Linked DNA regions of Mus musculus: regions 2 and 3 are each linked to region 1. A link is a loop called in an ENCODE intact Hi-C map of the cell type or tissue named here. Cell type or tissue: heart. All regions are shown on one strand. Links, peaks and the distances in the headings refer to the core of each region. The heading gives the core; the rest is flanking DNA.

Evidence for each region. Peaks named below come from ENCODE experiments on the same cell type or tissue, not always from the same donor. Only the 100,000 strongest peaks of a DNase experiment are listed, where the experiment ranks them.
Region 2: a loop joins it to region 1, with 10 times the contacts of the local background. A loop is called at or near these places in 3 of 42 quality-filtered maps.
Region 3: a loop joins it to region 1, with 2.7 times the contacts of the local background. A loop is called at or near these places in 4 of 42 quality-filtered maps.

Annotation. Positions count from the first base shown.
Region 1 is chrX:97,427,574-97,435,437 of GRCm38, reverse strand. No RefSeq gene overlaps it. Among named protein-coding and RNA genes, the nearest start is that of Eda2r, 54 kb to the right of the region's middle. In heart, for the core only: a CTCF peak has its summit at 3,844; no DNase peak of the experiment used is centred there; H3K4me3 peaks cover 356 bases.
Region 2 is chrX:97,372,363-97,380,226 of GRCm38, reverse strand. It overlaps Eda2r (ectodysplasin A2 receptor), which reads left to right and starts at 3,018. Exons shown (of 7, transcript NM_001161433.1): 1 at 3,018-3,126. In heart, for the core only: no CTCF peak of the experiment used is centred there; DNase peaks (open chromatin) are centred at 2,856 and 3,696; H3K4me3 peaks cover 889 bases; H3K27ac peaks cover 803 bases.
Region 3 is chrX:97,070,247-97,078,110 of GRCm38, reverse strand. Pgr15l (G protein-coupled receptor 15-like) reads right to left here and starts at 5,515. Exons shown (of 5, transcript NM_001033361.3): 1 at 5,337-5,515; 2 at 1,708-2,197; 3 at 1,379-1,504; 4 at 862-995; 5 at 1-456. The coding sequence starts at 2,097. In heart, for the core only: no CTCF peak of the experiment used is centred there; no DNase peak of the experiment used is centred there; H3K4me3 peaks cover 222 bases; H3K27me3 peaks cover 1,031 bases.

The DNA.
Region 1 (7,864 bases), core at 2,203-6,202:
ACCAAACCCCAGGTTCCATGGTGAATGCATGACATCTGGAGTTGGAGGTTTTATTGATGTCAATCTTGGCCATCATGTTGACTTTCCTAAGCATCAAGTGTTATGAGATGTTATTTAAAAAAAAAATAGGGCATGTTTGCTGTAGCTCACGGTATCTTCAAACTCACTGTGTCTCCAAATTCACTGTGTAGCCTCTTAAATTTTGGGTCATATTACCTCTGCCTCCCCAGTTCTGAGGTTAACTATATACACTAACATTCCATGTTTATGCAGTCCTGGGAATTGCATGTTGGGCTTGCTACATGTTAGGCATTCAACCAACTGAAAGTGAGATATGTTTTATCTGGGGTTGTACATTAGGTTCCATGATTTTTCTCCCCTGAACTTTTATTTTCATTAATTTTAGTATTTCTACCAAAGAATAACTTTTTTAGAAATCAATTCAACAAAGAATGAATAGCTGTCTTCCTTTTATTTAGAGCCTTCGAAAATCTAACAAGAAGTATAATACATTGTTCTTTAAAAAAAATGAAGTCAACATAAAATTAAGGAACCATATTCTAGCATAAAGGAAAGCAATATGAAAGACATATTAAAATAAGTGATAGTCATGATAAAGGGCCATACTCTGAACCACGAAAAGAAAAATGAAAAGAAAAAATACAAATTTAATTTAATTTTGAAAATTAAAAGTATAGGGGTGTGTTTTCAAATCCACAGTTCTGTCACCTAATGTCTGTGCATCCTTGAATACCACTCATTCCTTCTGTCTGAGTTCTTCATGACTGCAGTAATTATTGGAAGTCATTCCTATAGACATAAGAGTTGTACTTCATAACAAATAATAGCACTACCATTTATTAACCTTGTATGAAACAGGCAACTGATAGTAATTTTATGACTTATAGTCCACAGAAGGGGGCAGTATAACATCGTAAATAAATGTGAGCTCAAAGAATTGCATGATCTTGGTATAGGCAATTTGGAAAGATAATGGTGATCAAGAAGCGTCAGACAGCAGCCATAAGAAACAATTGATGGCTACAATGCTCCAGATTTTTTTTTAAAATAATGACTGCTTTTAAATATATTTGTTTTGTTTTGCTTTATTTCTTTATCTAAGAAAGCAGATGGATTTCCTACCAACTTTATCTAGGAAGAGAGCTGATATTATTTAAAAATAAGAGGGCAAGAGGGTTGATATTATTTAGAAAATAACAATAAATTACATTTGCATGCTGTTTGCCTGACATCAAAATTTAAGCTTTTGACTGAAATAATCTCATTTAGTCTTAGTATTGGCCTCAGTGTGACTGCCTATGTTTAAAAGTGAGAAAATTAAGGATCAGAAAGGTGAAATCGCTTGTCCAAAGTCGCACTGCTAGAAAGTATTACAATGGGAGAACTGAAGGCATTAATCTGAAAGTTAATAACAAAATTAAACGAAAATGAACTACAAGTGTATGGCTCCTGGATCAGACTTTTTATTGTTAATTCAACCTTTTCCTTTTGCCAGCTATAGGATGGAAGTGAAGTTACATGAATTCACTGTTTCTTGTTGTTGTTTTACTAAATTCAAATTGTTCTTGTAGTCCAGTAAAATAGATGTAATCATACATATATTGGCTGAATACTGGAAGGAGGCAATAAAGTAAATTTTGTAAATATGGAAATGACTGTCTCTAAAATACACTCTGCCCAATAAATGTTATCTAACTAAGCTGATTAAAAAGAGCAAAGTTACAAAAAAAACCCAAACTAACAAACAAAAACATTGTTCAAAGTGGGCATGATGGTATATCCTTATAATCCTAGTACTTAGGAGGTGCAGGCAGGAAGATCAGCAGATGAAGGTCAACTTTGGCTGCATATTGAGTCCAAGAGCCTAGACTACATAATAACTTGTCTCACAAAAGCTAAAACTGTAAAAGAAAAAAAACAGAAGTGTAAGATTTATGTATTTGAGACTGCCAGAGAACTAATTCAAAAAGGGAGACTATAACGTTGCAAAACAAAATAGAGAAATGAAATAGTATCATGATATTGACAAGAAAACCCAGAAATATATATTTTAAGGCACAGTTTATCCACATTTAGTTCTAAGTATGATATTTTAACTAGTTATGCTATTAACCAAGTTATTTAACCGTCGATTACTTCATTGTCTCTTAATGTAAATAGATGACTGACTCAAAGAGAACTGTGATAGTTAAATGCATTAGTACACAGAAAATACTTAGAACACAAAGTTTCTTTCGCCCAGGATGAACCCAACTGTTTCTGGTTAGTAGTATTACTGCAGAATCAGGAGGAGAATTCTTTAAACAAGTTTGGCAAGTGTGATCCCAGAACGTGGGAGGTAGAAGCAGGAAGATCATGAGTTTATATAGCTACATAAGAGATTAAGAGAAACCCACTTAACATTTCTTCTAAATGGAACTTTTAATTCTGTCCTTATTACCCCAGGTTTCTTTTTTACTCTGTTTATCTCTTACTTGACTGTTTTGCACACAGAAAAGAGCAAAGGCTGAGAAACAGAAAGCAAACACGTTTGCCTGGAACATTATTCTAATTAAGGTTCTGAGAAAAGAATTGTCTTGATTGTCCTATACATTACCTACAAATAGAAAAGGAAACAATGCTAGCCCTGGTGGTACATGCATGTATTCCCAGTTTTGTGGAGGTTGCAGTAAGAGAATTGTGAGTTCAAGGCCTGCTTAGGCTGCAATAGAGAACTCAAAATCAGTCCACGAAACTTGGAGAGTATTTCTCAAACTAAGCAGTTGTAATTGGTGGGAATATCTCAGTGGAAGAGCATTTATTTGTTGAGCATGTGCAAGGCAATAGGCTCAATCTCTAACATCATAAGAGAAATTTGCTGAGTACATACAAAATGGCATGTAGCACTACAGAAACTGGAGATTTGAACATGTTTTCTTTTCTCTGAGTGCATAGCAGATACTGAGGGAAAAGACAACAAATACATCATCAATAACAAAAGTTGACAATGTTGTTACTTTTTTGTTTTGTTTTGTTTTGTTTGTTTGTTTTTTGGAGACAGGATTTCTCTGTATAGCCCTGGCTGTCCTAGAACTCACTCTCTAGACCACGCTGGCCTTGAACTCAGAAATCCACCTGGCTCTGCCTCCTAAATGCTAGAATTAAAGGCGTGGGCCACCACTGCCTGGCTTGTTACAATGTTTAAAATCTTACCCCTTCTAGATTAGTGCTAGGAGCCATGCTATCTGAGTTGTGTGCTACTTAGAAGAGTGCAGGAATATAGCACATTAAGGAAGAGAACAGACTGTGCAAACAATTAGTGTAAAACAGATGATCTGACTTGTTTCACATGGGCAAGGGGGTCTTTAAGGCTGTCAAATGACAAATAAAACTGTGACTATGCTTCATATCTGACAAAAATTTGATTAGATTTATGGTCAGGTTTTTGATAACAACTTGAGGTTTTTAAATTGGAAAGTAATCGAAAAGAGTACAGAGAAGAGCATGACACCTTAGAATTAGAAGAAAATATCTTAAGCTGGGCCACAAAGGGCTCTGTTTTTGCCCCTCCCCATTTTACGATTTTGAAATCCACCCAAAAATTAATAGTAAAATGAATAACTTGAGGAAGTGCATATTACAGAAATATATACTGTATATGAAGAAAACACAACGTCTGACAGTATATGGTTAGGACCTCAGAGAAATGTGTACTCCAGCGCCCTCTGCTGAATTCTTATGTCTATTTTCCTAAATTCTTGTGACGCAGTTTCGGATTCAAAGCTAAAGTGGCAAGGACCCTGCACCACAGACATAACAGGGTTGCTAGTAACAGCATTGAGGGGATTGGCAAAGACCTTAACCTCTGGTTTGGGTTGGCAGCCCGCAGGAGAGTATAAGCTCATGTTTTTGGACAAGTAGATGTCCGTAAACATTAAGAATAAAGCTGTTGTCATTACAGAGCAGCAGTCCAGCAGGTGGAGATAGAGGGTAACAAGAGGGCCTCAGCTTCTCTGAAATTTCTAGAACTGGACTGCTTTATTAGAGTTTAAGGCTGTGTTCCAAGTTTTCAATGATGGAATTAATCTTTGGAGCTATTTCTTTTATTATTATTTTCTTCAGAGTTTCCAGAATAACCTACACTACAAAGATTTTAGGCAGTGGTGTAGAGAACAGTATATAAACACATACACATGTAAATTTGTGCACTTTTGGGAAGGGAATGTCTTTACCTTTCATTAGATTTTCACAAAGCATTTGTTTGGTAAGTGCTTGCATTAGAAGACAGAACCCTGGGCCATTGATAGGACACTGTAATTGCTTTTCAGAATTCTAGAGCCAAACTCTCTTTGTAATATTTACTAGGCTTGTTCCTAGCTTGAAATCCCAGGCAATGTTCCCAGCTTGTCTCTGACACACCTGCCTCATCCATAAAATGGGCTTACTAGCAGCATTAATGAAATAGCTGATGGAAATGAGTCTAGGCTTCCCCAAGAGTTCAGTAAGCCTTGGCAACATTTTAATACATCATGCTGATATAAAGACTCAAAATCCATTATCTCCTTTGATGTTAAATACAATTGTATGAAACGTGTTTGCACTTAAAGGAATATGAGATAGACAGACTAAATTACTTGAACAAGATCATGCAGTCAAGTTAATGACAAAATGAGACACTAGAAATTTTTTTAAAAAGTACAAAAAACCCTTACCATAATTGACTGCTATAAAATCCTTATATTGATGATTTAAGCCCAAATTCTGATTCTGGATTTCATTTTACAGTTGAAAAATGATATCCCATATGGTACTGTACCCAGTCTTAGCTTAAACATGTGTTACAAGAAGCAAAATATATCTTAGAAGAATCCAGTATATTTACGGAAGAAAACTTCATTACCATGTGCTTTGTAAATACTGAGAATTCTCTTTTTTTTTAGAGCTAAAATTTCTTTTTTAAAATTTTTATTAGATATTTTCTTCATTTACATTTCAAATGCTATCCCAAAAGTCCCCTATATCCTCCCCCCACCCTGCTCCCCAACCCACCCACTCCCACTTCTTCGCCCTGGCATTCCCCTGTACTGGGGCATATACAGTTTGCAAGACCAAGGGGCCTCTCTTCCCAGTGATGGCCGACTAGGCCATCTTCTGCTACATATGCAGCTAGAGACACGAGCTCTGGGGGTACTGGTTAGTTTATATTGTTGTTCCACCTATAGGGTTGCAGATCCCTTTAGCTCCTTGAGTACTTTCTCTAGCTTCTCCACTGGGGGCCCTGTGTTCCATCCTATAGATGACTGTGAGCATCCTTGTATGTATTTGCCAGGCACTAGCATAGCCTCACAGGAGACAGCTATATCAGGGTCCTTTCAGCAAAATCATTCTGGTATATGCAATAGTGTCTGCTTTGGTGGCTTATTATGGAATGGATCAAAATGTACAAAATGCCCTTTTTGAGACTCATTACATAGTCCTTGCTATCCTGGAACTCACTATGTAGATCAGACAGGCCTCAAAAGTACAGAGCTCCACCTGTCTTTGCCTCCTAAGTCCTGGGATTAAATGTATGTACCATCATGCCCAGCCTACAAAATGATTAAGTAAAGCTTTCCTTGATGTTGATCTCTTGCAAGCTTCCCCCTCATCAATTTCTTAGCTTGATCTCCTTTCTTTGTCAACCAACTTAGAAAAAAAATTTTTAGCCAGGGTTTCAAATCTTTCAGTTCTGATTTACCCATTAGTGTTCTTTTTATGCATCTTAGTAGTGTCACTCTCATTGACAAGAACAATAAATGCTACTCAGAATGTGTCTGTCCTAAACCATGCATTATTTTTCACCCTGTTGCCTCTTGAACTCTAAATACCATATCACTTTTATATTTCTTTAGCATCTCTGTCTTTTTCCTCACCCTTTCCTTTTGTGCTGTATTGTCTACTTTATATGCATTGTTGTTCTAGTTATATCCTTAGCCCTCTCTTAGTCTTATGTCACATTGAGTCTCTGGATGACTCACCCCTCACTCAGCTTCAACCAATGCCTGAAGCTAATGGCTAATCACTTTAAGACCACAGTCCAGTCATCTTTCTGTAACTCCAGATTATTACATCCACCAGCCTATCATATATCTCACAAGTACCACCATGCTCTCCTAAAACTAAACTAATCATCACCTGGCTAATACAGATGCAGGTACTCACAGTCAACCATCAGACTCATCTCTGGGATCACAGTGGAATAGCTAGGGGAAGGTCTGAAGGATCTGTAGGGGATTGCAACCATATAGGAAGAACAATATCAACTAACTGGACCACCCAGAGCTCCCAGGCTCTAAACCACTAACCAAAGAGTATACATGGAGGGAGACATGGCTCCAGGTACATAAGTAGCAGAGGATAGCCTAATCTGACATCAAAGGGAGACTAGGCCTATTTTCCTGTGGAGGCTTGATGCCACAGCATAGGGGAATGCTAGAGTGGTGAGGTGGGAATGGGTAAGTGAGTGGAGGAACACCCTCATTGAGGCAATGGGGATGGGAGAGAGGGGAGATGAGATGGAGGTTTGTAGGTGGGTGATGCAGAAGGGGATATAATTTGAAATGTAAATGAATAAAATGACTAATAAAAAATAAATGATATAATTACTGAATTAGCACTAACACATTATTTTCTCCTTTCAATGTTTTATTCCTTTTAAAAATTGAATCTGTAATCTTAAAATTTCCTCTTTTCTTTTCTCCTTACAACATTCTTATGATTCCCCCTTTTGCTCTCTCTCAAATTATAGTCCCTCTGTCTTTAAAGCACACACACACACACAAACATACACACCACATACCATGTTTGTGTTATAATATATTATGTTGTATGTGATATACATGTATATATTATAATATATATGTATGTATATCAGAAATTTCAAAAATATACCTTATTAAGTCTACTTGCTGTTACTTGTATATATATGATTTCAGGGCCCCAATTTATATTGGATAATAAATTAAGGGATTTATCCCTAGAAAGACATTTTTTTCTTGCTCTCAGCATCCTTTAGTTAACGTATAGTTCTTTGTACAGGGGTGGAGAACTATAAGATATCCCCTTTCATGTTAGCATGCTTATTGGTGTTGTAGTTCTTTGAATCTTATTTGGGGAGCCAGATAACTGATATATCATATGTGAAGCTTCCCTATCATTTCTAGGAATCACAATATCATAGCAAATTTCCTGTCTCTCTTGATCTTACACTCTTTCTACCATCTAGTCAAAGATGTTCCCTGAGCCTTATGTAGATGTAGGAGTTGTGTTGTAGCTGTATCAAATGGCTCTGGGTACCATATGATCAGCTGTTTCCTGTATTTTGTGTAATTCTTTTCTGTATTGGTCTCCATAGTTTACAAACAGAAGTATCTTTGAATATGTGTAAGGACTATACATATTTTTGGTATAAGAATAAGTATTCAAAATGCAGTTAGAAATTAGTTTAGAAAAGTGACAGTAAAATGTTTTTATCCAAGATCCATGTCTTCACTAGCCCTGAGTAGTTGGTTATATTTATAATACCAGGCATGATTTGGTTAGTTGATTATATTCATAATACCAGGAATGATTTGCAACTGTTGAATGGCACTTAAGTACAATTACACAGCTGTTGATACCAACAAACCTGGGTGTAGAGTACCACTATTAAACCCTTGGGGATATATCACCATGATGTTTATTGTTGTGATTTGTAGACATCACAGCTCATTAGGACCATTTATTCTTTCTCTTCCTTGGAAGCTTGCACACTATGTTGCAGTACCATAAAAGTTGGTCATTAAGTAGGATGCTTTCAAATCCTATAGAGTCCAGATCCTCCAAT
Region 2 (7,864 bases), core at 1,528-5,527, 55 kb after region 1:
AGTTAGGTATGTAAGGTAGGTTCTAACAATGATGTATAATCAGAGAAGCTAGGATTATACTCTTTGTTCTCATGAAATAACTTCCATGATGGGGGAGCCCAAAGAAATGAAGTGACCCAACTCAGTTTCCATTGCCCATGGGACTCAAATAGATTCCATATAGAGAAAATATTTGAGAGCTTTACTCTGACTCAGTGCCATACTCTACCTAGGGTACTTGGAGCTAGTACTGAGGAAAAGCTCTTTCACTTGAGTCCAAAATGCAGGGGCAATTCCATTAGCTTATATTAGGGTATTCTTGGTACTCTTTCTGAAAACATTTGAATGGGGAACTAGAAGAAGTGATGTAGTCATAATAATGACTGGGAATAGGGCCATGATGTTGGCTGTTGAAGAAATGTTTAAGCTGTAAAACCACAAGTCCAAAGATGAGTTCTTAGCATTCCAAGTATTAGGAGAAATAAACCAAAGATACTAAAATGTTGAGCATATTGATAAAATGCAATAGTAGATTAGATCAGAGATATATGGTAGGTGATGGTTCTCAGATGGGAGTTGAGTAAATTATAAAGTATTATAAATCACAATCAATACATGTGGCTTTTTACTATGAATAAGCACACTAACAGAATGGTTGAATTTACTAATATTTTAAAAGGGCCAATCTGGCTGCTATGCTGATAAATGACTAGAATTGGGAAATTACAAAAAGAAGGAGAACACATAGCTACAGTTGAAGTAATGGTTCTGAATTATGAAATTTAGAATGAATTTTAGAGACAGAAAATGCTAGTGAAATATATGCGAGGTTATAAAAAAAGTAAGGATTATTCTGTTATTTCTGATCTCATAAGTTGTTAGAATACATACATTAATTGATAAAATGTGTTAAAGAATGGTTGTCAAGTTCTCGGTGAAGATCAACAATTATTCTACTATTAGACAAATTATGGGATGGGGCAGAGTTGCTTAGAGATATTTTCCAAATAATATGACAATAACTTAAAGACTGAAGTTTTTTTTTTTTTTTTTTGTTTTTTGCAACCTTCCTTTCATGTTTCTTCCAGACATCATGGAGTACTAGGATTCACTTTGGCAAAAAATTTGTATAGTAAATCTTACCTCAAAAGATGGTTGTTAGTGACCAAATAGCACAAATTACATGATTGATTTGTTTTAATTTAAATCTGAAGTGTCTCCCAAGGGCCCATTTGCCCACAGCTTGGACAGTAACCCATGGTGCTACTAGAGCTTTTAAGAAGTGAGGTCTAGTGGGAACTATATTGGTAAGTGGGACTCTACCTTTTGAAAAAGAGAGTGAGACCCATATCATTTGAAAGGTTTCTCTTTTGAATTCTGGCCATTATGTAAATAGCTTTGTGCCACTGACTTATAATAAGCTAAATTACCACAGACCAAACAACAACAACAAAACAGGGGCAACCATCCATGGACTGAAAGCTCCAATACTATGAGTCCAAGCAAGCCTGTCTTTTTCACAAGTTGATCATTGTATAGAATCTGGGTAACAGAGATGAGCAGCTGATGTTGCTTTTGTCTACCATCTAGACTTTTGTTGTAAAATTCATTGTCTGAAACTCAGATGCAACTATATCAAATGGGAATGCTGATAGAAAACCAGTCTCAGCCTTACATTGGTGATACTAACTTTGAATCTGTGTGTTATCAGAAACACTATGTGACTATATGTGTACATTGGCATGTGAGAAGCACCACTTTTAGAATTTCAAGACCATCAAGGCTAAAAACCTTTTAAAATTTCAAATACAGAAAGCAAGACTGAGAGACATCATATGAGGTCGAGTATCCTAATCCTCAAACCAGCATTCTTTTTACTACAATGGAGTCTCAAATCTCAGTTAGCTTAGACATTCTTGTTTGTAGAAGATAGAGGAAAATCAGAGAGCTCCTGTTTTAGAAAAAAATGCCATCTCTGGGAGAAGAGGCAGATTCTTCTTCTATTAGTCACCCCTTGTCCCTACTCAGGACAAAATTAGCTATGTAGGTTAGGAATTTTCAGTTTATTCTCAGAGATAATGTCAGATGACCCCAAAGTATATGAATGTATGTATGTATTCATGTATGTATGTATGAATATTTGTATGCATGTATGTATTTATATTCAAAATACACATGTATATCACTAAATTCTACTCATTATTCTAATCCAATTCTGCTGTTTTCCTCCAAAGGTTTTCAGCCTTTGAGACTTGATTCTTAATTCCTGTTCATGCACTGCTCAGGCCAGATGAGGTTCCAGAGTTTTCTCAAGGCACATTGTTTGGTTCTCTCCTCTACACCTTGTCTCAAGCTTCCATTTCTTCCTATTTACAATGTGTTCCAGGACATCCCCCACTTCTGTCTGTCAAGTGAGACTTTAAGAAAGTGTCATTGTTGGAAGAGCATATATATATAGTGTCTGTATGTGTGTACCATAATAGGTATGTGTAGCAAGAGACCCAGAGACCCAACCGAAGTCAAAGGATGGCTTAAATTCAGAGTGAAGTATAGGATTCAGTTTTTCTTCATTTTTAGTAGTCTTTCCCAAGCTTCATATTTTCTGTTAAAACTCTTAAACTTCTGAAGGTATTAATATAAAAATGCAAAGCCAGAGCCAGAAAGTAGCTTCTCCTCGTGTCTGAGAATCCTTACTTTTTCAACTTTTGGCTTTCTCTGGAACCCCAAGCCTGCTAAATCATGTACATGAACTTTAAAAACTTAAAAAAAAAAAAAAAAGCTGCATTTTGCTAGCTGCCTCCTCCCTTCCTCCCCACAGATTAGGCTAGATCTAACTTTGGGCCCTTCCCTCCCTAGACCCAGCTTCAGTTCCTGGAGCTTTAGTAACTATTGCCAGACTTGTGACTTGGCCGGTGTTTACCCGCCAGACTCACACTGTCCTTTCAGGGGCGGGGTTTATTTGCATAACCACTCCCAGACTTATAAAATGGTCCAATAGCTGTCCTGCATTCCTTACAGGGGAGGGGACGGGGATAGGCATAACATGAAAGAAATAGAGGATGGATTTGATCTGTTGTTGCTACACGTGGAAGTGAAATGACTCCAGCAGAACCTTGGTTGCAACGGATTCCACCTATTGTGAGAGCGGTATGCCATCTGGGGGCTGAGGGGCGGCTGTTGGGCTGGGTGTCTGCTCTGTACTCGAATGCTTTTGTTCAAAGAATCCCATTGTAAGATCCATCCATTTGATCTTGACAGAGTAAGTGTGGGAACATCCTTCGTGTGGTAAATCACTTGGAACCTGTGGCACCTAGGGACGGAAATAGAGGACCAGAGAACTATATCAGATGTCCCTCTAAGAGTGCTACAAAGTCAGCATGACTTGTGGGGGGAGAAGGGATTCTGTGGCTCTCAGTCATTCTATCCGTTTGTGCCCTGACAGCATTCTCCTAGATGTCAGAAACGCTGTTATCCCTACAGCTTTGAGTAGTCAGTTCCTGCCTGTGCAGGTTCGAACTGGGGCCAGATGGCCGCTGGGAATATGCCCGGACTTGTCCAACAACCCTGTGCATCTGGGATCCAGAGATAAGGAAGAGAAGGAGCCTGGGAGTTAGCTCTTGGAGAGGAGGAGGGAACAGATTGGACAAGCAGAGCATCCTGTGGAAAGCTGAACTAGCCCACCCACGTGGTGCCTGGGCAAGTCCGGGCCTGTGTAAAAAGCAATTTGGCACTGTGTATGGGGGCTTTCAGTCCAGCCTCGTCACCAGTGCGACTGAGTTTCATTTGATCACTTGCTGCTGGAAGCCGAGCCCGGGACAGTGATATTTTGATCCGGCCTCACCCCAAACACTGGCCAAGGCCCAGACAGCTGCAAGAACTGGCAGGGTGAAAGGAGAAGGGACCTGCCAGAGACTAGGCTGGGAAAACAGGCTGTAAGATCTCATTTTGACAGGTTTTGGCAGCGCTGGCCAATTTCATCTAGGGCAGTAAGAGGTAGTAAATTGTGGAACTCGCTGTCCAGGTAAAGTTTCTGTCCCCCTTGACTCACCATACCTTTCATCCAACCTATGATGCATACTGAATATTTGCCCTCTATCACCAAGTTTGAAGTACTAAGCCATATAGAGGCTGTTCTCCCTGGAGCCTTAAGAGACTCATCCTGAGTGTAGGACGACAACCAATACTGCACAAGATGAGCTTTAAACATACAAGCAAAACTCTCTGAAGTTGTCATTGTAAGGACCATATCAACTAGAGCTAGAGAAAGACAGATATGGGTTTGCTTGTTTTTGTCTGTTTGCTTGCTTGTTTGTATGTTTTTGGACACCTTTTGAGTGTTTGATTTTTCACCAGAGGTACTGAGGGAAGATTTGTCTCAGGTTTCTTTGGGACCTGATACAATCCCATGTAGATAAGGCTGGATTGAATGATACTTATTAGCTGAGGAGGATTTTAATTTCCGACCTCCCTGCCTCTAACTCCTAATGCTTTACATATAGGTCTGTGTTCATTATGCCCAGCTGACTGTGGTTCAATCCTAACACCTTTGCCTGCTAGAGAGCAAAAGTATTTCTATTCAGATCTCATTCCACCATATAGTGACTGTGTGACCTTGGAGAAAAGGAATATTTCTCCCTCTCTGAGCTTCATTTTACTACAAGCAGCAGTTGAGTTAATAATAGTACCAACATCATCGAGTTATTGTGAGAATGAACTGAAATAATCCATGTAAAATACTTGAACACGCTTAGCACAGTGCAAAATAAGCACTCAATAAATGTTAGCCGTGATTATTTAAGATAGATTATGTAGCACAGATAGGATTTCAACAGGTGGAATAAGGAGAGAAGACATTTTAAATAGAGAAAACATAGGTAATGGCCTGACAGCAAGGAACTCAGAGCACAGAGCCTGAGAAAGGAGCAATAGTTATATTGGATGTTTTAGTATAATTAGGGAAAAGTACAAGTTAGATTGATGAGAAAAAAACACAAGACTGGATGCTTGAGGTTCTGTTTATTAGACAGAATCATAGAGCTGCTGTGAGTTTCTTTTTCCCCATTCATTCATTCATTCACTTTACATCCCAATTGCTGCTGAATTGAAGAAAAAGTCAGATCTATACTTCAGGTAAATGTGAATAAACTGGGCTTGAGTAGGAAAAATGCAAAGTGGACAAATCAAAAGTACACAAAGCCCTGGACCTGACGTGGTGGCTATGAGAAGAGAAAGGAGACAACGTAATGTGTAGATCAAGTCATATAAACTTTGTTCAGAAATTGGAAGTTGATGATTTGCATGGAGTTTAAGAATGGAAAGATGGAGGGTCTCTCTAAGGGTTAGGTTATACTTTGAAAGAGCTCCTAATTTTATCCCTTCTCTCTGGGTAGAGTTAAAGACAGATGTTTTTAAATCTTGGGTAGACTTACCTGCTGTTTGGAATCCTAAATGCATTGTGTGCTCAGCATTTTCTTGCTGCATTAGTATTCACTGGTTGTATACAACAAAGAGATGTTTCTTCTGTCCACCTATGGAATCATGAGTAAGCCTGGAAATTAAAATTTCCTCATGCTTCTGTTTTCCTGAAAAATGGGAAATAACTCCCACTTATTGAAAGGATTAAAAATGGTAATCCCTGTAAAAGACCTAGCCCAATGCTTGATGAATACCAGGCTTTTGTGAGTCATATGTTTCTTTTTACAACAACTGACTTCACCTTTAAACATCCATCTCATCTCTGACTGTACATTTCTAGAGGAAAAGTCTTCATTGTTCTCTGAAAGAACCCATCATCTGGGGTGGGCAGGTGGGGGAATCCTGGCCTGTTGGAAGTTCTTTCCTTTGTCTGGCTGCATTCATTATGTCTCTGACTTGTATTCAGATGTTCTAATAGAGTTTGCTGGGGTTACTTACAGCAACTGGCCTCTCCTTTCTAAAAGTTCAGAGATCTGGAAATAAGAGACCAAATTTCCTTCACATTTTGTTCTCTGGTAAAAGAGCTGGTTTCTTCCATTTCTTGGCTGGCTTGATATTAAATAAATGTGAGTCTGAGGTTTTGAATTATACAAAAGTTAAGTGGTAATACCTTCAGAGAGATGGCAGTCACTGCAAAAAAAAAAAAAAAAAAAAAAAAACAAAACACCAAAACAAAACAAAAAACAAAAACAAAACCCATGATGGGATAATGTGACAAGATTCTTTATAATGTATTATTTCCTTCAATTGTTTAATTGCACCATTTCTTCGTAGAGAGTGTATAAAGAAAATGAAACCTACTCAAGATTGTTTGGTCTGTATGTGTCTGAGTCATAACTTTAAGCCACATTTTTCATCTAATTCACTTTTTTTCTTCATTTTCTACAGCTGTTTGTATATAAAATGATGGCCAGGTAGGCTAATTCTGACACTAGAGAGGAAGATAATCATTTAATTGTCCTGTACCAGTTATTATGTCTTTGAAATCTTTCAGTAAGAGAAACCAGGGAGAAAAATAACTAGACCCAAGAGAAAAACAAAGAGTAACTCCGTGTAAAAACCTCCGCAAGGCCATATAGCCTTTCTTTACATAGATGGCTGCCTGATCTATTCCCTGCAGTGAAGTCCTTATTCAGAGCTGAAGCCTGTGAACCAGAGGCTAGTTTTTCACCGTTTCCTTTAGAAAACGGGCTCCACCTGTATATTCTCCCCTAAGGTTCTTAATGGGAAGAGTACTGGCCAGTTTTATCATCATTCTTTACACTAGACAGACTCTTAACAAATAAATATGAGAGATGCAAGGATCGCTCTAGTCTGCCTTAGATTAGAATTAACTATATATATATATATATATATATATATATATATATATTTGGTGTTTTTCTAGACCTGTTCTCTTATAGATGATGATAATTTTTTTGTTTTTTGTTTTTTGTTTTTTTTCATTCCAGTGTGGCTTTCTCTCTTTTGACTAAGTTCTAACAGAATTTGGAGCTTCACAAACAATTATCAACTGAGTGGTTAGTGACTAGCCATTCACCCTGGAGAAGCTAAAGCTACTCTATATAAGTGTCCCTGAGAGACAACAACCCACACTGAAAAAGTGAAGTGGTTTCCATGTAGTGAATGATGGAATCAAACAGTAAAATGTCATTATTTCCAGGAGGTTGTTAGTCACTATTGTGACTAAGCCAGAAAGAGTGGGCAGTACTATTTCCCTTTCACGAACTACCTTTCCCTGAACCAGTCTACCCTTTGGAATTTTTCCGCTTGAGAGATTACTGAGCCAACATTCTGCTGTGGGAGTAAGAGGGGAAGAGAAGCTGGATCCTTGGTAACAGAGTCAGTGGACACTCAGCATAAAGGTGGCCTGCTTCTTTGTTTATGGGAAGTAGACAATGAACTAAGTAACTTTGAGGAATTCTTTTGGTTCTTTTAGTTCCAAATTTCTGACTTGGATCCCAAGGGTTGGGGTGATCTTGATACACCCTTGTAGAATTTCATGCCTATATAGTCCAATCAGTTCTAATGTATATTTTATCCACTTGTGGAAAAGGAGAAAAAAACATAATGAAAACATATTGTGAGTACTGAGTTGCCTGTTATTAAGGAGGTCAAATAGAGATAGAAGGTAGTTTCCTCTAAACAATAAAAAGATGAGGCTATTATGACCTTTTGTGTGGGATTTTTCAAAATCTGAAATTATTTCTGAAAAATGTTTCACAGAGGATAATTATATATGAAATAATAAGTTTATTTTTATTGGATATTTTTATAATGCCAACTCTTTCAACTCCTGCACTTTGTCTTCTTCATGGGCATTTTTCACATTTTCTTTTATGTATGGTTTTTAGTTAGCATACAAAACATTGAGTTTCCTTGTGACATTTTATAAGTGTATATCAATCTT
Region 3 (7,864 bases), core at 1,528-5,527, 360 kb after region 1:
AACAGTGATTGCATCCTGAAAGATGATATAGATCTTAGTTTGGCACGGAAGCTCCTGTTGAGCCAACAGTATATGAAAGGATTGTAGCAGGTGCTGCTCATTGCAAACCAGTGAAAGGCATAGAAAAGCACACTGTCATTTTCTACACCTGCACTGGAAATAAGAACCACATAGAAGTTAAGTGGAAACCAACAAACTGCAAAGACCAATACAATAAGTATCAACATCCGGATGCTCTTCTTGCGCTTCTGGTAGTGTGCCATGAGTTGACGAGCAGATGCATCACCAATAGCATTTTGAATCCACAACCTCTTTCCTAGGTGAGAGTAGGTTACAACAATCACCAGAAGTGGCAGGATATACAACAAGATAAATGTCCCGAGGTCCACATACTTTGAAACCAGTATGCTGGGTCCAGGAAAAGAAGGGAGGCAGTAGCTCCTGGTATCACCATCCCTGGAGGAAAGAATAGAAATTAAGATAACAAGATTAGCTGAATGAACACCTGAACACGTCTAGTAGCTACTTTGCAGAATATGTCCATATAAAATCCCAGACCCTTGAAGCTTTAGGTCTCAATTTCTTAAATTTTAAAATTAAGGGGGTTAACTAAAATGTTATCTCTTGCAGGTATAGTCTAGATATAGGATAAACTGAAGACAACCAGATGCTTCATTGCCAGTTATCTTGACTGTCCATCCTCTTGGCTTAACTAACACATTGGAATTAGAAAATGGTACCATATCTTCTATTCAGAAAAACGGGGAAGTGATGAAAGAGAAGTTAAGACCATTACAAATGTGAACTTCCTGGGAATCTCTAGAAAGAAAAAGGTGAAATTATCCATTATGTCTGACTTACATGTTGACGAGAGTGAACAGATTTTGGTAAATCGCATGAGGCAGAGCAAGGAACACTGCAATACTCCAGATCATGGCAACAACAAATAGGCATTGGGAGTGGGTTAGCCTTGGTTTCATTGGGTGCAGAATTACCTACAAAAGAGAAGCAACAGCCTTCCTGAATCAGTCCAGGTCAGCTTGTTTGCATAATCAAACACAAGTTAATAATTTTCTGCTTGGATTACAGGATTTACTTGTACTATTAATTTATCTTATTCCAATATAAGCCCAGATGTATTAAAGTAGTTTCGGGGGAAAAGAGAGAAGGCATAAAACACACATATATAATCTCAAATCTCTGAAATTCTAAATGGTCTCCAGTTGTAAGAGTATGTATGACAGTGGGGGAAAATTTTCTGAAAACATTCTATTCTCAAAGATGTTTCTACCCTGTAGATTTCTATAAGATGTCTAAACTTCCTGGCCATTTCTCACTTCCTGCACTTTTATTCAGAACTGTCCTCAAGTTGTCTTACCCGGTGCCGGTCCATAGCAACTGCCATCAGTGTAAGAGTTGAAACATGGAGGGAGCAGTACTGGGCAAACCGACTGACATGGCACATGATCCTACCGAAAACCCACTGTCCACTCAGAAAACGAGCCTAGGGTAAGAAATCAATAAAACAAGGAAGGAGAATAGGTTAATTATTAAAATATTGCTCTTAAGCATTACAGAGAAGCCAGAGGCTAGAATAAAGGCCCCGGGCATGCATATTCCTGTTTGTTTTCTAAGTTCCATCACCCACCCCTAAATGGAGCAGCTTCTTTCTTAAGTGTTGAAACCAACTCTATATAAATCACTCACCAGAGCAAATGGACTGTTGAGCAGGATTATCAAAATGTCAGATATTGCCAGATTGAAGATGAGAAGGCCTGTTGATTTCTTGATTTCCTTGTGCTTGACAAAAACTTGGCATACCAGGGAGTTGCCAAAGAGAGATATCACTATGATGACAGCGTATGCAAATGTCAGCACAATCTTTGCCATGATGTGGGGATTGCCCCCCAGCCATCTCCTGACTGATCCTGTTGGCCCTCCCCATTCTGCACTGGAGATATTGGTTCCATTCTGGGTTGTGTGATTGCAGCTTTGATCCTCTATTGATGGAACCCAACTGATATTTTCTCCGAGCCAATCAATGGCACTTTCCATTTGTGACAGGAAAGGAGACACTCCCTTGAAGGAAGTGTTCATTTTTGTTTGGGGAAAATTAAGCAGGTCTCAAGGGACCATAAAGGATATAGAAACTGAAGTCCTTTTCCAAATCCTTGCAAACAGAAACTCCTGGTTCCACCTAAAATGGGAAGAATCAAGCACATTAGCATTGTATAGAACATTGGGTCCAACATAAAAGCCAGGAGCCAGGTCTCCACTTTTAGTTTTTATTAGGAGCTAGCAGGCTTGCTAATCAGCCCATTTTGATATGATAGAATCCTGTGAAGCCAATTATATCACACATGCAGAATGATAACTGTACCAGCTTGTATTCTTACCATGATATTATATAAATACTGCCTGTAACAGTCGCTGCCTTCTAATAGATATTCCATTAATTAATTGTTTAGTAATTAATGCTTAGTCTTGGGTTATAGAGGTCTATCAGGATAGGTATACTGTATTATTTCCATAGAGTTATAGGATTATGGAAGTCTAACCTTTATACCTTGCTTTGTGGAGAATTTTATATAAATAAAATGATCAAGTAAGAAGAAATGTACTTCTAAATAGGTGGTTAGACTCTAACTGTAGAGGCTATCACCTATTTATTAAAGGACGAGGGAAGTAATGAGTATGTTTGCAAACATGTAAAAGGGTAGGATGTCAGAGACTGTAAACTTAAAAGCAAGACTTTTGTTCTCATTTTCATACTACCCTTGTCACTAAATAACAGTATGGCTGTGCAAATAACTGACTGACAAATTTCATCGCATATTTCTAAATTTTAAAACAACCCTCAAAATGTTTTCAACATAAAGAAATGGTAAATTTGTGAGGTGAAATCTATTCCAATACCACACAGTCCAATTCTTTCTCACTGCAATCATTTGTCAAAATGTAATAATACATACCACAAATATGCATACTCATTGTGTTAACCAAAAATAAAACTACACACTTAAAAGTTATTTTTCCTTGGTTTCTCTAATAATCTAATGGAGATGCTCTATGCTTCATAAGCTGATGCAGAAGATTAAATTAGTATGAATGAATGAATGAATATGTATACTATTCAAACAACTTCTTCATGGTAGAAAATTCTCCATGTTTCCTTCTGTTTGAATCAATCTTCATTGTTGTTTTTAAGTGAATAAGTTCCAGTTAAAAGAGAGAAAATGACATTTTTCCAGTGTGTATGGGGGTGGGTGGGTGTTTTTTTGTGTGTGTGGTTTTGTTTTTAGTTCATGTCCATAGGGGGTTGTACATTGATATTTGTTTTTTATATGTTTTGTATAACTGATTTAATTTAGAAAGTTATGTTCTGTTGCTTATGTAAACTCATATGTAGCATGATTATATTGCCATAACGAAGACTTTTATAGTGTGCATTTTCTAAACAAGACCTGAGTGTGTGTTTGGTGGTATGTTTGCATGCTATGTAATTATGTGATAAGTTTCTCTGCTGTGCATGCACTTGTATAGCATGTTTTTTTTTTTCTGAGTGTGTCTTGTATATGTTTGTGTAGAACAGATAATGTAGTGCTGTTTGTGATATTGGCTATAATGGGGAGGAGTCACAGATTTTCTTTTTTTTTTTTTTTCTCTTCTTCCCACCTCTTTCTAGCTCCTTCTCCATATCACAAAATCTATTATGGAAAATTTTGGATGTAGCTGAGTGACACTTAGGATGCCTGAAAAACTGGGTTCCATCCTAAACACTCCACAATTGCATCACAAATATTTTAATCAGCCTCCCCCCCCCCCACCACCACACACACTTGTTATTCCTGAACTGGTAATGCAGAAGAATCACAGGTTTGAGGACAGCCTGGGCTGTAATAACCAGTTCCAAGTGGAGATGTATAGTGTTAGCCTGTCTCAAAAATGTTTGTGCTATGGGGAAAACAAGGAGAATCCTTACACTATCCTTTGGGATCCATTTTGACCATATAGAGTTCCGAAATTGCTCTTCTGACTTGGGGCTGTCAGGCTGTATGTAGTGCATGGCTCTGAGCAAGGGGTGACTCAACATAGCATCTAAATAAGCCAGGTTTTGAGCCTTAAGGTTTGAGCTTCTGCCCCTCCCTTTGTTGCAAGGGAATATGAGGGGAGGGGGAGGGAGCTCCAAGCCGTTTCTGGAATTTTCTAAACCATCAATTGGGGAAGGGATTAAAAACTCAAAACTACTCTCCAGCAAGACTTCCTTTTAGTCAAACGGTCAGAAGGGGGCAGTGGAGAGGAATATGTAATTTCATTCATAGCCCCTTCCCCAAATTTTAGGAGGGCGGTGCTTTAAGGAAACACGTCATCTTGAGACCTCAGCCTTGCGAGGGTGGTTGCTATTGGTGACCACCCCTCAACCTCCAGCAACACCCTGGAGACTGAGATCCTAGAGTTCTAATTACAGAGATTTGTTCTTTACTGCCTTGCTGGTAAAAAGGCTGACGAACACTGATTCCTCTCTACCTTAGGCTGGCGTCCCCTCCCCAGTTATGAAGCAAATGATTCCAGCGGGGAAGGGTTCCTGTGGGACGAGAGACATAGCCCTTTGCAGCCCACTTTCTCCCCGGAGAGCAAGATAGGGAGGAGTGTGAGGGGGTCTGGGAATGGAATGCATACCCTGAATCTCTAAAACTAGCAGCTGGCTTTCCAAGTCGTGAGGTCAAGCTTACAGTTTGTTTGTACTTTGACGCGCAAGAAATCACCACTACCATCACCCCCTCCTCCACCACCACCACCACAGTAACAACAACAACAACAACAAAAACAAAAACAGCATTTTCTCATTATAGAAGTGCGACAGTGTGGGGGCTAAAACACCTAGAAGCCTGAGAATGGGGTGGGATGTAGTAAATATAAAGGAGCGCTTTCAAACAGGCTTTGGAGCAGATATTCTCACTTTTCAGGAGTGCCAGGATCCCTGATGATAAGAATAGATAAAACAGGAGGGAATTTCTAGGGATTCACCCAGAGCTCTTAAGAATTCTGCATTTTGCGCTTGCAGATAACCTGTGGAATAAATGCATCCTGCAAAAAAATACAGGATGAGGAATCTGGGGTGTGGGCACCTGGTGGACTTGGGGCTTCCATGTCCCCAAACCTTTCTATTTCATGGGCAGTCTGACTTGATCTACCCATTTCCCTGTTTACCTGTTGTCAGTTGCAGGGACAGCAGCTCAACCCCACATATCTCCAGCCTTTCCTATGAATGAGAGAGAGAGAGAGAGAGAGAGAGAGAGAGAGAGAGAGAGAGAGAGAGAGAGAGAGAGACTTACCTTAGAATCCGGAGACGGACTGGAAATCCAGGAGTCTACCAGCCTCAGTCTGCTGGTCAGGCAGAAGAGAGCTGAAGACGGACTAGCGGACTAGCCGCCTAGCCGCCTGGCCTGTCCGTCCAGGTCTGTGCCCACTTCAGAGCCTGAGGTGTCTCTGGCTCTGCGCACCACAGCCAACTGCCGCAGGCAGAGTCGTGCGCACTCCCCCGCGTCAGTGGGACTGGGTAGTGACCCTAAGCAATAGGGGGCGGGGCCCCGCGAGGACTGGCAGAGCTTTGCGCGAGACTTTGCCTGTACCACGAGATGCTGTCTAGGTCCGCAACACACAGGGTGGGGGAAATGAGGGGGGCACAGGTGGCCTTTGCAGATAAATCAGAGCTAGTTGATTTTTTCCACACTCCTACTGTGTAACTGAGGCTCTCGTCTTCACTGTTAAGACACGGACACTTTGGGGGCTAGACCAGATGGTGCATCTAAGTTTCGGGGTTGGTTGCTGCGGATGGGGTACATTACTGTTTTTAAAAAATAAAAAATAAATAAAAAATTAAAAAAAAAAACTCACTCATCTAAATACTCTCAGTATATCAACCAGAATGTAATTAACATACACCTCTCTGCTCATGTTCTTTCATTCCAAATTTCCTGTTACCCACCTATGCAAGGTAACTTGGTAGTTAGATTTAAGAAAAAAAACCAAAAACAAAACAACAACAACAACAAAAAACCTCCATGAAGCCATAACCAAGCGAACAGGATGGAGCTTTCGCGAACTGCAGAGGCTTGGAATCTGGAGGCGGAAGGTGGCAGGTGAATGAGAAAATGAAACAGTTAGGGAAAAGGCATCTTTAGAAAGCTGCCTTAGAGTATACTTAGGGTGGTGCCAAACAACGTATGTGACATAAGAACTATGCATGAGCTTTTGCAAAACCATTGTGGTGAGTATTTTCCACGGATCCATTTTTCCCCCTTAGGAGAAGGAAAGCAGAGGGGGAAAATAAAAGGAAGATGAGAAGATAGAAACAGGAGTTTCCTGGCATAAAATTCCCAGGTCACTTTAGAAAACATTATTCGAACCACTTGTGGTTCAGCTATTTTATTTCTAGAAAATTCTTTTCTGCCCTCATTTTGGGCTCTCTCTCTCTCTCTCTCTCTCTCTCTCTCTCTCTCTCTCTCTCTGTGTGTGTGTGTGTGTGTGTGTGTGTGTGTGTGTGTGTGTGTGTGTGTACAGGTAGAGAAAATCGCCTCACACTGTACTTTTAATTCACAGATTGGATTCCTCATTTCCTCCATGATCTCTCTTCTGAATTTTCTCAAAGGAATATATAAGTAATCAGAGAGCTCTTCGATGCAATGACTCACTGAGTCTCTGTGAGTAAAACAGAGGTGCCCTTAATCTTTTCACATCTGATTTTCACTCAGTAATATGCAAATTCTCTGGATTTCTATAAAGCTCAGTTTTTTTTTCAGGTAGTGCAAAAATCCCATTTTGTATTTCTTTTATAACATATTTCCTACCAAAGAGTTTAGAAGTAACTCCATCATCAAAATCACTAAATATCTCCCCTCAAAGATAAAGATTTCTAAAATCTTTCTCGAATATACTTGACTTCCTTTGGACACTTCAGGAAAGCCCCACTCCTCACATTTCTAGGAGTTTGTGTGACAGACTTCCTCTCCCAGTTACTTCTAGCTTTTAACAAAATGAAAAATTTCAGCATAGGAACACCTCATAATTTTTCCTCAGTCTTTTACCAGAAGCTATTAAAAACATTTCCATTTGGATATGAATATTTACCAAGAAAATAAAAGTGTTTACCCAAAGCAGGGTGAAAGCAAGCTCATCTTTGCAGCATCCAGAGGTTCCTTTTGTAACCAGTCTAGAAACACTGTGCTCTTTGCTGCACAGGGTCAATTCACTAAAGGCAGAAGCAGGAGAAATTCTGGTTATAAAATTGGACACCAAATTTATCTAGGTAGCCAAAGAGTATGTTCTTGCATCTCTCCTCTAGCTAAAATTTACTCCTAGACAATATTGAAGGTTTCCTTATCTTCTCACACCTTTATCAAAGTTCTCTTAACCACAAAGCAGCAAGCATCTTCATTTGATTCAGCATTTCCTCTTTAAAGGGGCCTATAAATCTGTTCCACATTGAAATAGAGGTCAAATACTCTAGAAACATTACCAACTATTCTTCCATTTTGCTAAATTTCAATGTTACAACCTTAGTCGACCTCTGATAGCCACTGATCAGACCCCTGCAAGTCCACAATGCCTTTAGACTTCAAGAGCCCCTCAACCAACAATGGGATAACCTCAAAAAAGCACAACCATGGATGAATAGTGAATTCCAGACCTAGAAGGCAGCCATTTAGATAAGATAATCTAACTTGCTTTCACCCTACAATGGCCTTGAAGTAATTACTTTCACTCAATCTCCTGCTACCTGCACATCACACAACTCTATCTTACTTTCCTAATCCTTGTTTCTCTCTTAGGTAGGCTATAGCATCATTAACTTTGTAGAAAT